Linked DNA regions of Homo sapiens: region 2 is linked to region 1. A link is a contact called in ENCODE Hi-C or POLR2A ChIA-PET data. All regions are on one chromosome and are shown on one strand. The core of a region is the stretch at or near the end of the contact, and the rest is flanking DNA. Distances in the headings are between cores, read along the strand shown.

Region 1 (5,821 bases), core at 875-3,374:
ATACAAAAAATTAGCCAGGCGTGGTGGCAAGTGCCTGTAGTCCCAGCTACTCGGGTGGCTGAGGCAGGAGAATGGCATGAACCCAGCAAGTGGAGCTTGCAGTGAGCCGAGATTGTGCCACTGCACCCCAGCCTAGGCGACACAGAGAGACTCTGTCTCAAAAAAAAAAAAAAAAAAAAAAAAAATAGCCAGGCATAGTGGCGGGCCCCTGTAATCCCAGCTATTTGGGAGGCTGAGGCACGAGAATCGCTTGAACCCAGGAGGTGGAGATTTCAGTGAGCCTAGATTGCACCATTGCACTCCAGCCTGGGTGAGAGGGCGAGCCTCCATCTCATAAAAATAAAAATAAAAAAAAAAAGGAAGAACCCTGCATTGAGTTTCCCGAATCCCTTGTTGTAGAATAATCATTGTAAGTCACCTCATTCAATTGTGAGGACTGTCACCAGGAGTCCATTTGTGGCCCCTCAGCCTCTGATAGGCCTGGGATTTTTGTGGGAAGAGGTCAGAGGTCAGAGCTCTCCTCCCATTCTCCAGCTTGTTTTCAGGCTGCACAGACCCTGAATCTAGACCACTGTAGATTTCTATTGTTTTGTTTTGTTTTGTTTTGTTTGAGACGGAGTCTCACTCCGTGGCCAGGCTGGACGCGCAGTGGCGCTGAGCTCACTGCAACCTCTGCCTCCCTGGTTCAAGCGATTCTCCTGCCTCAGCCTCCCGAGTAGCTGGGATTACAGGCCTGTGCCACCACATCCAGCTAATTTTTGTATTTTTAGTAGAGACAGGGTTTCACCATGCTAGCGAGGAGGGTCTTGATCTCTTGACCTTGTGATCCGCCCACCTCAGCCTCCCAAAGTGTTGGGATTACACGGATGAGCCACCGTGCCTGGCCTTCTGTTTTAAATTTTTATCGTAAAGATGGGATTTCCACTGCACTCTTCAGGAACCCCCTCCAGCACTCTAGCAGTCTTGCCGTGAGAACAGTCTGAGGTTCTGGTACTCAGGCCCCTCCTGCCACAGATTACATCCACTTCCTGTCTCTGCAACACTCCTGGGAGGGTGGTCACTACTTGAGTCACGTCCACGCGCTTTGATGCTAACTAGCAAGGCCCGGAGCCTGGCGTCTACACAAGCTAGGTGGTTCTGGTGCAGGTGGTCTCCACGCCACACCCTGAGCGCACCGCCCACAGACTAGAGCCCTTTCCAGAGCGGCAACTCCTGTGTTTCCCCTCGTGTGGGTGTGGAGTTGTGTGTCCTCCTGAAGCAGGGCTGGAGAGCCGGGTGCTCAGTCTGTGCTGTCTGTCATAGATCATCCAGCGGCAGCTGCAGCAGGTGGAGGAGAGGCAGCGGCGGCTGGAGGAAAGGGGCGTGGCTGTGGAGAAGGCGCTCCGGGGCGAAGCAGGTACTGCCGGGCTCCCTCCTAAGCTCTGCTCCTGGAGGAAGCCCTCCCTCCCGCCGTGGTAGGCTAGTTTTGCTTCACCTCACCTGGAATTCAGCTCCTTTTCCAGCAGGATTTTCTGGGGCCCTTCATCTCTGAGATTTGGGGCTTCCTGTTAAGCAAAAGAAAATACCTGTCTGAGACAGCCCCAGGCCCATCCTGCTCCACAGCCCCTCTGGGCTGCCATTTCCCATAGAGTGAAACTCAGTCCCCGGCATGCTGATGGCGAGCGCTGGCTCTTCCCCCTCCTTCCCACCCCACCATTTACTCTAGGAGGGAATAACTGGGAGTGAGGGAGATTGAACCGCAAGGAACCATCACAGAATTGCACTGAGCAGGTCCCCAGCCTGCACCCCCAGACCCCCTCATGTCGTTAGTTCCCTGGGACCCTCCTGCCCACAGAGCCCTCAACACCGCTGGTCGGGGAGCATGTGGCCACCCTCGGCACACACAGATTTCCAGAGGGCACCCAGGCCCTGTGTCTGCTGAAGGCTGGTCACTTAGGGCAGGGCTGGAGAGGCTCAGGGTATGTGACCAGCCGACGTGGAGCAGACTCCGGGGAGTGGCTGGCAGGGCCCTGTGCTCGTGACTGCTGCTCCTGGCAGGGAAGCCCTGGAGAATGTGGTGCGCTCATTCCTGCCATTCCATCCAGGGAACCTGCGCGGCTGCGCTCAGCATAGTTGGGCACAGAGAATGCAAGGGAGTGCCTGAGGCATCTCTGGCCCCACGGCCCAGGAAGTCCTATTGGTTCAGGACCTTGAAGCTGCAGGACCAGCCCCGGGGGTGCAGTGGCCACTCTGCCTTCTCAAACATCCACAAATCTTCGTCTAGTCTCTGGATGGGGGAACTTCCGTCTCTTTATAGCCTGCAGGTTCAGCGTTTAAATTGTGAGCTGGGGATGAAGAAAAGGAGTATCCTCTTACTTCCTCACTCTAGTGTGGCAGAGGGGAGCAGGGTGCCTCTGCTGACAGGCAGGCTCTCTGTGAAATGGACGAACTGGGAGGAGGCGGCCAGGAGCAGGGCCAGCTGCTGCCATCTGATCTTGCTCAAAGACTGACCCATGGGCTCATGGGAAGTGCCTGGTGTCAAGATGAATTCCTGTGGCCTGTAGGACTGAAGTTTGTGTGGTGGGGAGTGAGGGAGTCCAGAATGGAAGTAGGTCTCCTTTCCCAGGCCCTTTAAGGCCTGGAAATTGCAGCTTATAGGGCTACTCAGTGATGACCTTCAGTCAAAGAGATGGGATGGGGAGAAAGGTGAGGATGTGGATGTTCTTGGTTTGGGCTCACCTGATGCTGTTAATGCATGAAGTCCAGGCTACCAAAGGAAATGCAAAAACTTGAAGCACTTAGCATCCGATAGGCTGAGACGACTGGGATGTGTTACTGTGAGACAAGCACAGCAAGGAGATTTGGGTTCACCTAAGAAGGTCTGAGGTTTCCCAGCGAACCTGCGGTGCCCCTGCCCCCCTGCCCTGCTCTGCGCACTCTGATTTGGCCTCCTCAGTTAAGCCTGAGCCCAGATGGAGTTGGCCCCAGCCCACCTGTGCCCGACTGCGTCCGGGCCTATGGGGCCCTGCCCTCGTGCCATTTCTCTTCTTGCAGAAGATATCAGGAGAGAGCCTAGGCTCATCTTCATTCCTTCTTGCCCTTCTCCACAAATCACTTCTGCCAAGATGGAAAGCAGTGGATTAGATCTCAACACACAGACAGAATAACCGCATTTCATGGTTTAAGCCCTTCAGGAAGAAGACAGCTCCCTGCCCTCCTTACTCATGAGGTTGAGGTGGTGGTGCCATCAAGGTTGGTGGTTTCCGTAAAGCACTTGAGCGCCTGTGGCCTCCGTGAAGTCTGAGTGTAAAACAGTGCTTCGACGCCCCTGTCACGGGCCCTGTTATTCAAGCTTCTGCCAAAGGGCCGGAAAATAATATACCACTGAAGATTGGCGTTAGGGTTTTGCCAGAATTATTTCTTCTAGTCATTAGATAATCACATTTCCTCAAACATACACAACCCAAATGCCGTCTAAGTCAGTGGTTTTCAAAAAACTAGCAGCAGACCTCTTTTCACAAGATGATAAGTTCAAGTTTAAAATCAAAAAGAATTACTCTCAAATGTTAATAATTAACACAGATTTGAAAACACAGGTTATAGCAGAGAGTGGTGGACATGACCAAGCCCCGGCATCCAGCCAGTACACACAAGAACTGTAGTTGCTATAAGTGACAACATGGTTTTTTTTATTTGGTTGGTTTTTGGTTTTTTTAACAGCTTACTTGGAAATCTCAGGATTTCTGCAGTTTAAATGATGTAGACACTAGAAGTTTAAAATGAGGCAAGAGCTTTTTTTTTTTTTTTTCCACAGTTGGATCACAGCAAATCTAACAGCAGTTCCTATTCCTCATGACAAGCAAGTCTCAAACAAGAGGCTCCCAAACAAAGTAAACAAAAACCCAGCCATGCTGTAATACCGCAGCAAAACGTGTTACCCACCTACATAAAGGGACTCGCTGACAGGCGTGCGTGCTGTCAGTGAGCTGTAGCTCTCCCGGACAGACCCTGAACGGTGGCAGGTGAGCACTATGCTGCAGGCCAGAATTTAAATAAACAAATGAATAAAATGTCCTCTTCACTAACACATTTACAGGGAGTTCAGCCACTTACACACAGAGAGAGGCGGAAACTTGATCCTGAGGGCTCCACAAAATCAAGCTCACCTGGCAGCACAAATTATTGGGTTGATGGTCTCCAGTGGGTGAAAAGTTGGCATATAAAACATTTGGGCCGGGCGCGGTGGCTCACGCCTGTAATCCCAACACTTTGGGAGGCCGAGGTGGGCGGATCACCTGAGGCCGGGAGTTTGAGACCAGCCTGACCAACATGGAGAAACCCTGTCTCTACTAAAAATACAAAAAATTAGCCTGGCATGGTGGTACATGCCTGTAATCCCAGCTACTCGGGAGGCTGAGGCAGGAGAATCGCTTGAACCTGGGAGGTGGAGGTTGCGGTGAGCCGAGATCACGCCATTGCAGTCCAACCTGGGCAACAAGAGCGAAACTCTGTCTCAAAAACAAAAACATTTGAAGGTGGTGTGTCTTATTTTAATAAGGGCTCTTGAAAGAGCTACAAGTATTTGTACATCAGGTATTTGGGAGACCCCTTGGAATGCCTTTGGAAGAACCTTAGGGTTCCACAGAGGCTTGAAAACCACTGTCGTAGTGCAAACTCCTTCCTTTAGATGAGTCTTCAGCAGATATCTCTATCCAAAGATGTTTCTGTTCTGTTTTTCAAGATGGGCCTTAGTAGCTCTGTTGGGATATTTCGTTGTGATGCATTTGAGAAACTCTCTGGAATTTTCAGGAATTATGGTTCCTACCATAAGAATATAAGAATTTCCAAATATGTTCCTTCTCTTACGTGAATACATCCCTTCCAAGCTGGTCTCCCATCACAGTTCCCCGTGGCCCTGCCCCTCCTTGGCCGATGCCGTCTCTGAAGCCCAGGTGTGCGTGCTGCTGCTGCTTTCTCTCCTGCTTCTGCGTCCCGTTCCTCTTCTTAGTCTTGTGGCACCTGGCTGAGCCCTGAAGAAGGCAGTGGCAGCTGGGCATGATAATAATCTGGAGTCTTCTCATCATGGCAGTCTGCCCTTCCCTGGGGACTGTAGTAAACTGGCTGGAACCTGCCATCATCTCACTTGGGGGTCTCCAGCTTCCATCACCGTCTGAGGGCGTCAGACTTTGTTAGCCAAGCTGCCTTTCCAGAGAAGCGCTCTAGCATGGACCTGCCATCCCGTTCTCCGTTTGTCTAAGGTATGACGACGTATGGCCAGGCTGCAAGGATTAGCTTCAGCACCTTTGATCCTAGGGCCAGGCCACAACTTAGGTAATTTCCAGTCCTGGGGCACCTGGGAAGCCTTTTTGTTACAAAAACACTGACTCAGCCTTGAGCATGCATTGAAAAACTGGGGCAGGACCGCATTCTACCACTGTGTCTGCTGTGTCACTCTCAAGGGGAGGCCCTCAGGTGGGACCGGAGGCTGTGAGGATCTGCATTCAGAATGCGGGGTTTGGAGAGAGGGCAACACCATGGCGGCCGAGTGCTGTGCTCTGTGTGTCTTTATGATTCTGGGGAGATGAGGACCGCCTGCTCAAGCCCAGCCTCTCGGCAGTGCCCAGTCTGCATCTCAGGCGTGGAAATTACATAGCGCTCTTGGCCAGACAGCTGTGGAACTACCAGGCTAGGAGTGCCCCAGGCCAGCACACCTCCAGGAGCCTTCGGCCGAGTGCCTGGGGGAAGAACTCTGCATGAGTCTCTGCTCGTTTCCTGTTGTTAAGAAGGCCGACTGAATTTGGAGGCCTAAGCCTCGAAACAGGATCCCCTTTCTCTCAAACCC
Region 2 (5,821 bases), core at 2,114-4,613, 84 kb before region 1:
ACCTTCTTGTCAGTATTTACATCTGGGCCCATCTGCAGGACCAATGAGAATTCTGATCTGTTGAGATGCGTGCACCTATTAATACCACACATACAAGGATACTTTTTTAGTCATCCAGGTAGATGTCTCTCTGAATTGGTAGAAGTAGATAGCATTTTCCATCAACAGATTGAGAGCTAAGGCATAGAGTTGTTAAATGACTTAGAGAAAATCAAACATGATAGGAATCCAGGCCTTTATGCCACGTCTTCTAATTCAAATTCTTACTTTACGGAAGAGCACTTGCCCCTTAGTGAGGAGAGGTAACTTCCACCTGTGTTGTTGCTGCCGGTCACGTGTGACTTACATTGTCTGAACCTCAATTTCTTTACCTGAAAAATGGGAATAATAATCCCTGACTACTCACAGGATTATTGTGAGGACAAAAGAGATTGTTCACTTGAAAGAATTTGTTCTAGTGTAATTTTTTTTTTTTTTTTTTTGAGATGGAATCTCGCTCTGTCACCCAGGCTGGAGTGTGGTGGCACGATCTTGGCTCACTGCAGCCTCCACTTCCTGGGTTCAAGTGATTCTCCTGCCTCAGCCTCCCGAGTAGCTGGGATTACAGGCACCCACCTCCACGCCTGGCTAATTTTTGTATTTTTAGTAGAGATGGGGTTTCACTGTGTTGGTCAGGCTGGTCTTGAACTCCTGACCTTGTGATCTGCCCACCGTGCCTGGCCCCTAGTGTAATTTTCTGTTCACCTTCTACTTGAAGTTTATACCTTTAGGCCTTCTGTTAAGAGGCAGCATTATTAGTAGTCCAACCGAGACTCTTAGAGGGACCTCCATGACCGAGTAACTAATTTTTTCTCTCTTTTCTTTTTTCTTTTTTTTTTTTTTTGAGACAGAGTCTTGCTTTGTTGCCCAGGCTCTCTGGGGTGTGGTGGCACTATCTCAGCTCACTGAAGCTTTGACTTCCTGGTCTCAAGGGATCCTCCCACTTCAGCCTCCCAAGTAGCTGGGACTACAGCTAATTTTTAAATTTTTTGTAGAGACGAGGCCTCCCTGTGTTTCCCAGACTGGTCTCAAACTCCTAGCCTTAAGCCATCTGCTGGCCTCGGCCTCCCCAACTATAGGGATTATAGGTGTGAGCCACCGCACCCGGCCCTGTGTAGCTGATTTCTAGCACAAAGTCCCACAGTTAAAATGTGTTTGTTTTTCTCAAACCCCACCTTATTTCATAAAAGATTTAAAGGTCATCATCCTAACTTCTGTCTGAACTTTACCCAGCCTTCTATCCCAGACTTTCCTTTCAGCCATTCTGCTCTTAGGTAGGAATTTGTTACTTGATATTTGATTTTCTTTCTGTTTGACTTTGTAAATTTCTGCCAGGTGCGCCATTTATATGATACTGGCGAAACAAAAGATATTCACCTGGAAATGGAGAGCCTGGTGAATTCCCGAACCACCCCCAAATTGACTCGCAATGGTGAGTTCTGGTGGTGGCTTTTTAAAATGCAGGCAGCCCCTTCAGAGAAGTCTATACTCATTCCCTGAGCCACAAGGTGCGGTCCGAGGCAGTGGCCGAAGTACTGTCTGAGACAGTGGCTCTCAACCCAGGGTGATTTTGCCCTCCAGGGGATACTTGGTAGTTGTCTGGGGACATTTTTGATGGTCATGATTGGGGGTGGGCAGGAGCCAGGGATGCTGCTGAACATCCCGCAGTGCACGAGACAGGCCTCCACCACACGGAATTACCTTGGCCTGAGGTGTTACGAGAGCACAGAGAGAAACCAGGTACAGACGCGGGGCAGAGGGGAGAGAGGGAGAGAGTGTGAGAGCTAAGGTTTCGGGAGAAGACTTTGTGGAAAAAGTCTTTGGCTGGGTCCTGCAACATAGCCAGGATTCAGTGACAGGTGAGGACCACTCCAGATTTTGTATGTATTGAAGGCCCTGAATACTTTTTTGAAAGAGAATGACATGAGTACACCTGGTCAGCCACACGTGAGAGGGGTTGGAGGAGGGAAGTACCAGAGGCAGGGAGACCAGGTAGAAAGACCTCGCCATAGTCAGGCTGAAGGTGGTGGAGGCCCAGATCTGGGCCTGATGCTGGGGATGAAGAAGGGAGGAGGCAGTGGAGGAGACCTCAGACTTTGGGCCAGGTGCAACTGGGTCCCAGGCCAAGCTTTGCTGCTGGTGAATTGTGCGGCCTCGAAGAGGTGATTGAATAGCTCTGAACTTCGATTTCCTTGTCTGTGAAGTGGGGGCAGCAGTGTCTACCTCACATTGTGATCATGAGTGCCGGGCCTGTGGTGGATGGTCATTGCCATTGTTGGTTATGTGAGAGAGAATGGTAAGGAGGTGAAGTCGATGGGCAGGGGCAATTGATCACCTTGTGGGGCAAGAGGTAGGTGTTTGTAGATGGTGCTACATCAGCGTAGGCAAGGCAGAGGGAGGGCTGAGAGGGTTGAGAGGTTTGAGTCATTTGGACATTGTGAATTTGACGTGCCATTGGGATGCCAGGGTGGATGTGAGGACCAGCAGGCAGTTGGAAACATTTGCATTTTTCTCCACTGGAGCGTCTTCTCTTTGAAAGCAGAGAGTGTATCTTTATTCACTGTTTTTATTTTAGAGCATGGAATATTGAAGTTGCCTGTTACATATTGGATGGTTGGATATACACATAGGAGACAGATCTGAGTAAAAGCTCATTTCTGAGCCAAGAGATGGCACCAGAAGGTGGTTTTATGTGTTATCGCAGAATACATTTTCATGGCGAAAAACCTAAATGAAACAGGATTTTCATGATACTTGGTTTTTAGCTTATGTTCACAAATTACTAAATGACTTAGTACAAACTTCAGTTGCCCTCGGTAAGGGAACAGACTTTCTTGGATATAAATAGTTCATAGATTCTTTTGAATGGCCGATATCAGAGCTCTTCTGATGTGATTAATAATAGGATTTTTAAAGAGGCTGTTCGGGTTTTAGAAGACGTTTCAATGAACTGTAAAAAGCATCCCAGCACATGTGTTTGCCTATTCAGTTTCTCAGGGTTGAGAATTCATAGTACAAGGTGCCAAGCTCTGTTCGGGGACTGTCTGGTCTGGGGCCCCAGGGTTGTCAGCGGAGCCCTGCAGGGCTTCTTCTCTTGGCAAGTTATACAGTGCCTTGGAAGTGCAAGGGCGAGGCCTGGGTGCTTTGGGTTGAACGTGCCACCCTATAGAATGGAGCCTTTTCTCCTCTCCTCTTCCCAGTGTTACTTTGGAGGGGGTAGGCTTCCTCAGCTAGGTGCCAGCGACTGTCCGGGAACTCAGAGCTGCTGTAAGCCAGGCTGGCCACACAGTAGGTGGCGCTCCTCCACCTCAGTGCCGTGGGGACAGCAGGTTGTGGCTGTCAGGCTGTGGTCCCTCAGGGTACTGGGGGGTGGACGTTGACCTTAGAGTCTGGATAAACTAGTAGTTTCTTTTCTTAGAATTCGCTGTCATGATACCATTTGCATAACCTTGTTCCTCACTGTTTTCTTTGCATGGAAACTAGTGTTGACTGTTTCGTCCCTACCCTCAGTAATTTTTCAAAGGGGACATGTGTCCTACAAAGAGGATTCTCTGTCAGCATTACCAGGTGACCACACCTCCAATAATACTGTGTTTTGTTGTTTTAGAGTCTGTAGCTCGTTCAAGCAAACTGCTGGGTTGGTGCCAGAGGCAGACAGATGGCTATGCAGGGGTAAACGTGACAGATCTCACCATGTCCTGGAAAAGTGGCTTGGCCCTTTGTGCAATTATCCATAGATACCGCCCTGACCTGATGTAAGTTGTGATCAAACTTTGTGTTTTTTTATACTCCTCAAGGATCTCAGACCACTCTGCTATCAAGTAACATTTTGTCCTTTTTCCTAGAATGAGGTACATAGTAAGATACTTTCTCTAGAAGGCAGTGATTTTGATTTCACTATATTTGAAACTCTGTATGTCATGTATTATATAGCTCAACCCAGGAATGATTTTTATTTTTGTTTTTTTCCAATTTTTTTTTTTGTGCTCCTATAGCTGAGTTTTAAAAATCACAACACTCATAAGTCAAAAACTGGTTTTGACACCCACCTGGGCCTGTTAGCTTCCCACAAAGGAAAACTGTTTATTGGCCCCGGTTGAACTCTTCATTTCGGCCAGCTGTCTCTCAAATTCTATGGGTCACAAGGGAAACCTGGCTAGAACATTTGGCCAGCTCAAGGCAAATGTGTCACTACTAACAAAGCAAAACATCATGAACAGTTGACCAATTTATGATGGTTCATTGGTATTTTCTCTGTGTTAAAGACTGCGTTTTTTACAGACATACTCTGTTGTCCTACCCACCTATCCCAGTGACATCTCCTTTGGCCATTCTCCACTCACCTGTCTACAGAATCAGAGTTCTAGGGTGACCCCAGGTCAGCTGCGGGGACCAGCACACCCAGGTTCCCCCATCGGCATTTGTTACCACGGAAGCCAAACCGAAGGATTCAGAAGCAGAGCATGTTGCATTATTTTGGTTTCCTGTCCTTTTCATCATTAGGTCCACTTAAGGGGCCAATTTCTGTTTGTTTTGTTTAATGATTGCTTAAGGAATCCTACAAGATATAGTTGCTATTTATATGATGGTTATAAACTGACAAGGCAAGAGCTGGTAAAAATAGCCTTGTGCAGTGTGGATTACAAATGGGGATTTCTGGTGTGCTTGGATGGAGGTAAGTGACCTCTGGTGCTCCTGTCACTTAGCTCACCCAGAAGTTGATAGCAAGTAAGTAAAAATAGGGCTTATTCACTCCTGCCAAAGAAAGGGGGTAGGGCAAGGAAGAGCAGCTTGGGAAAGATTGTGATCAGTGGCAGAGGATGGGCAGGTGAGTCAGCTCTGTTCCAAAGGGAACAGGCAGAAGTGGTTGAGGGAGCCTAGCAGGTGGGGGTGGAGGGGCGCCTGGAGAAGGTTAGGGGACCGTCTTCTAGGAAGGCAAAGCAGCACAGGGACAGCGCGGCACTGTTCAGCAGCAGTGAGGTCATAGTTTCAGAGGCTGAACCTATGGTGAGGAGGAGTTTGAGAAAATGGAAAATGCTGTGGGATCCTAGATTAACACAGAATTAAGGGCTGCTGGGTTAACCTGAAGTCATGTAAAGAAGAATGCGATCAGTCTTCTGAAAAGCAAGAGGCTTAAACCCAGTAGGAAATGGCCATTAATCTAAATAGGAAACTTAGCAATGGAAAAATTTTTTGAGGAGGATTTTGGAATTTCCCCTCCAGGAGAAGGCTAAGATTGATCAGAGCTGATTTAGTACCTTAACAGCTTGTCAGGTCTAAGGGCCATGGTGGGTGATAGTCCCAGGCCTGTAGGAGCAATCTGATCCAAATGGGAGATGTATCATGTTTTGACATTAGTTTAATGTGGATGGGCCATACACAAGGATCAAGATATATTAAAGATAGTTCCTATTATTTTTTATTTTTATTTTTAGAGACAGGTCCCGCCCTATTTCCCAGGATAGAGGGCAGTGGCACAGTCATAGCTCATTGCAACCTTGAACTTGCGGGCTCAAGTGATTCTCCTGCCTCAGCCTCCCAAGTAGCTAGGACTGTAGGCATATGCCGCCATGCCTAGCTAATTTTTAATTTGAATTAAATTTTTAATTTAAATTGAACTCCTGGGCTCAAGCAATTCTCCTGCCTCACCCTTCCAAAGTGTTGGGATCACAGGTGTGAACCACTGTGCCCAGCCAGTCCCTATTCTCGAGCTCACATTTTAGTAGTAAATTTGTGTTACTAGAAAAATGAGAGTCGTTTTTTGACTTTCTCCCTTTTTTTC

The links. Hi-C counts contacts between places; a loop is a spot of excess contacts on that map. ChIA-PET counts read pairs that join two places held with the same protein, here RNA polymerase II (POLR2A). Pooled maps may share reads with other maps.
Region 2: a map of HAP-1 shows a loop between it and region 1 (3-fold over the local background). The contact joins two enhancer-like sites. A Hi-C loop is called at or near these places in 1 of 168 maps with a recorded cell type or tissue (HAP-1) and 4 of 50 pooled maps. POLR2A ChIA-PET finds 5 or more read pairs at or near these places in 1 of 52 experiments (MCF 10A).

Annotation. Positions count from the first base shown.
Region 1 is chr22:17,804,419-17,810,239 of GRCh38, reverse strand. It overlaps MICAL3 (microtubule associated monooxygenase, calponin and LIM domain containing 3), which reads left to right. Exons shown (of 32, transcript NM_015241.3): 29 at 1,303-1,396. Among named protein-coding and RNA genes, the nearest start is that of LINC00528, 30 kb to the right of the region's middle. RefSeq lists enhancers at 771-1,567, 4,589-5,427, 5,428-5,821, 5,263-5,821. Within about 2 kb of position 2,124, at least 6 of the 41 ENCODE cell types and tissues checked have a DNase peak (open chromatin) inside an H3K27ac peak, as active enhancers do.
Region 2 is chr22:17,889,458-17,895,278 of GRCh38, reverse strand. MICAL3 (microtubule associated monooxygenase, calponin and LIM domain containing 3) reads left to right here. Exons shown (of 32, transcript NM_015241.3): 11 at 1,375-1,471; 12 at 3,647-3,794. Among named protein-coding and RNA genes, the nearest start is that of MIR648, 89 kb to the left of the region's middle. Within about 2 kb of position 3,363, at least 13 of the 41 ENCODE cell types and tissues checked have a DNase peak (open chromatin) inside an H3K27ac peak, as active enhancers do.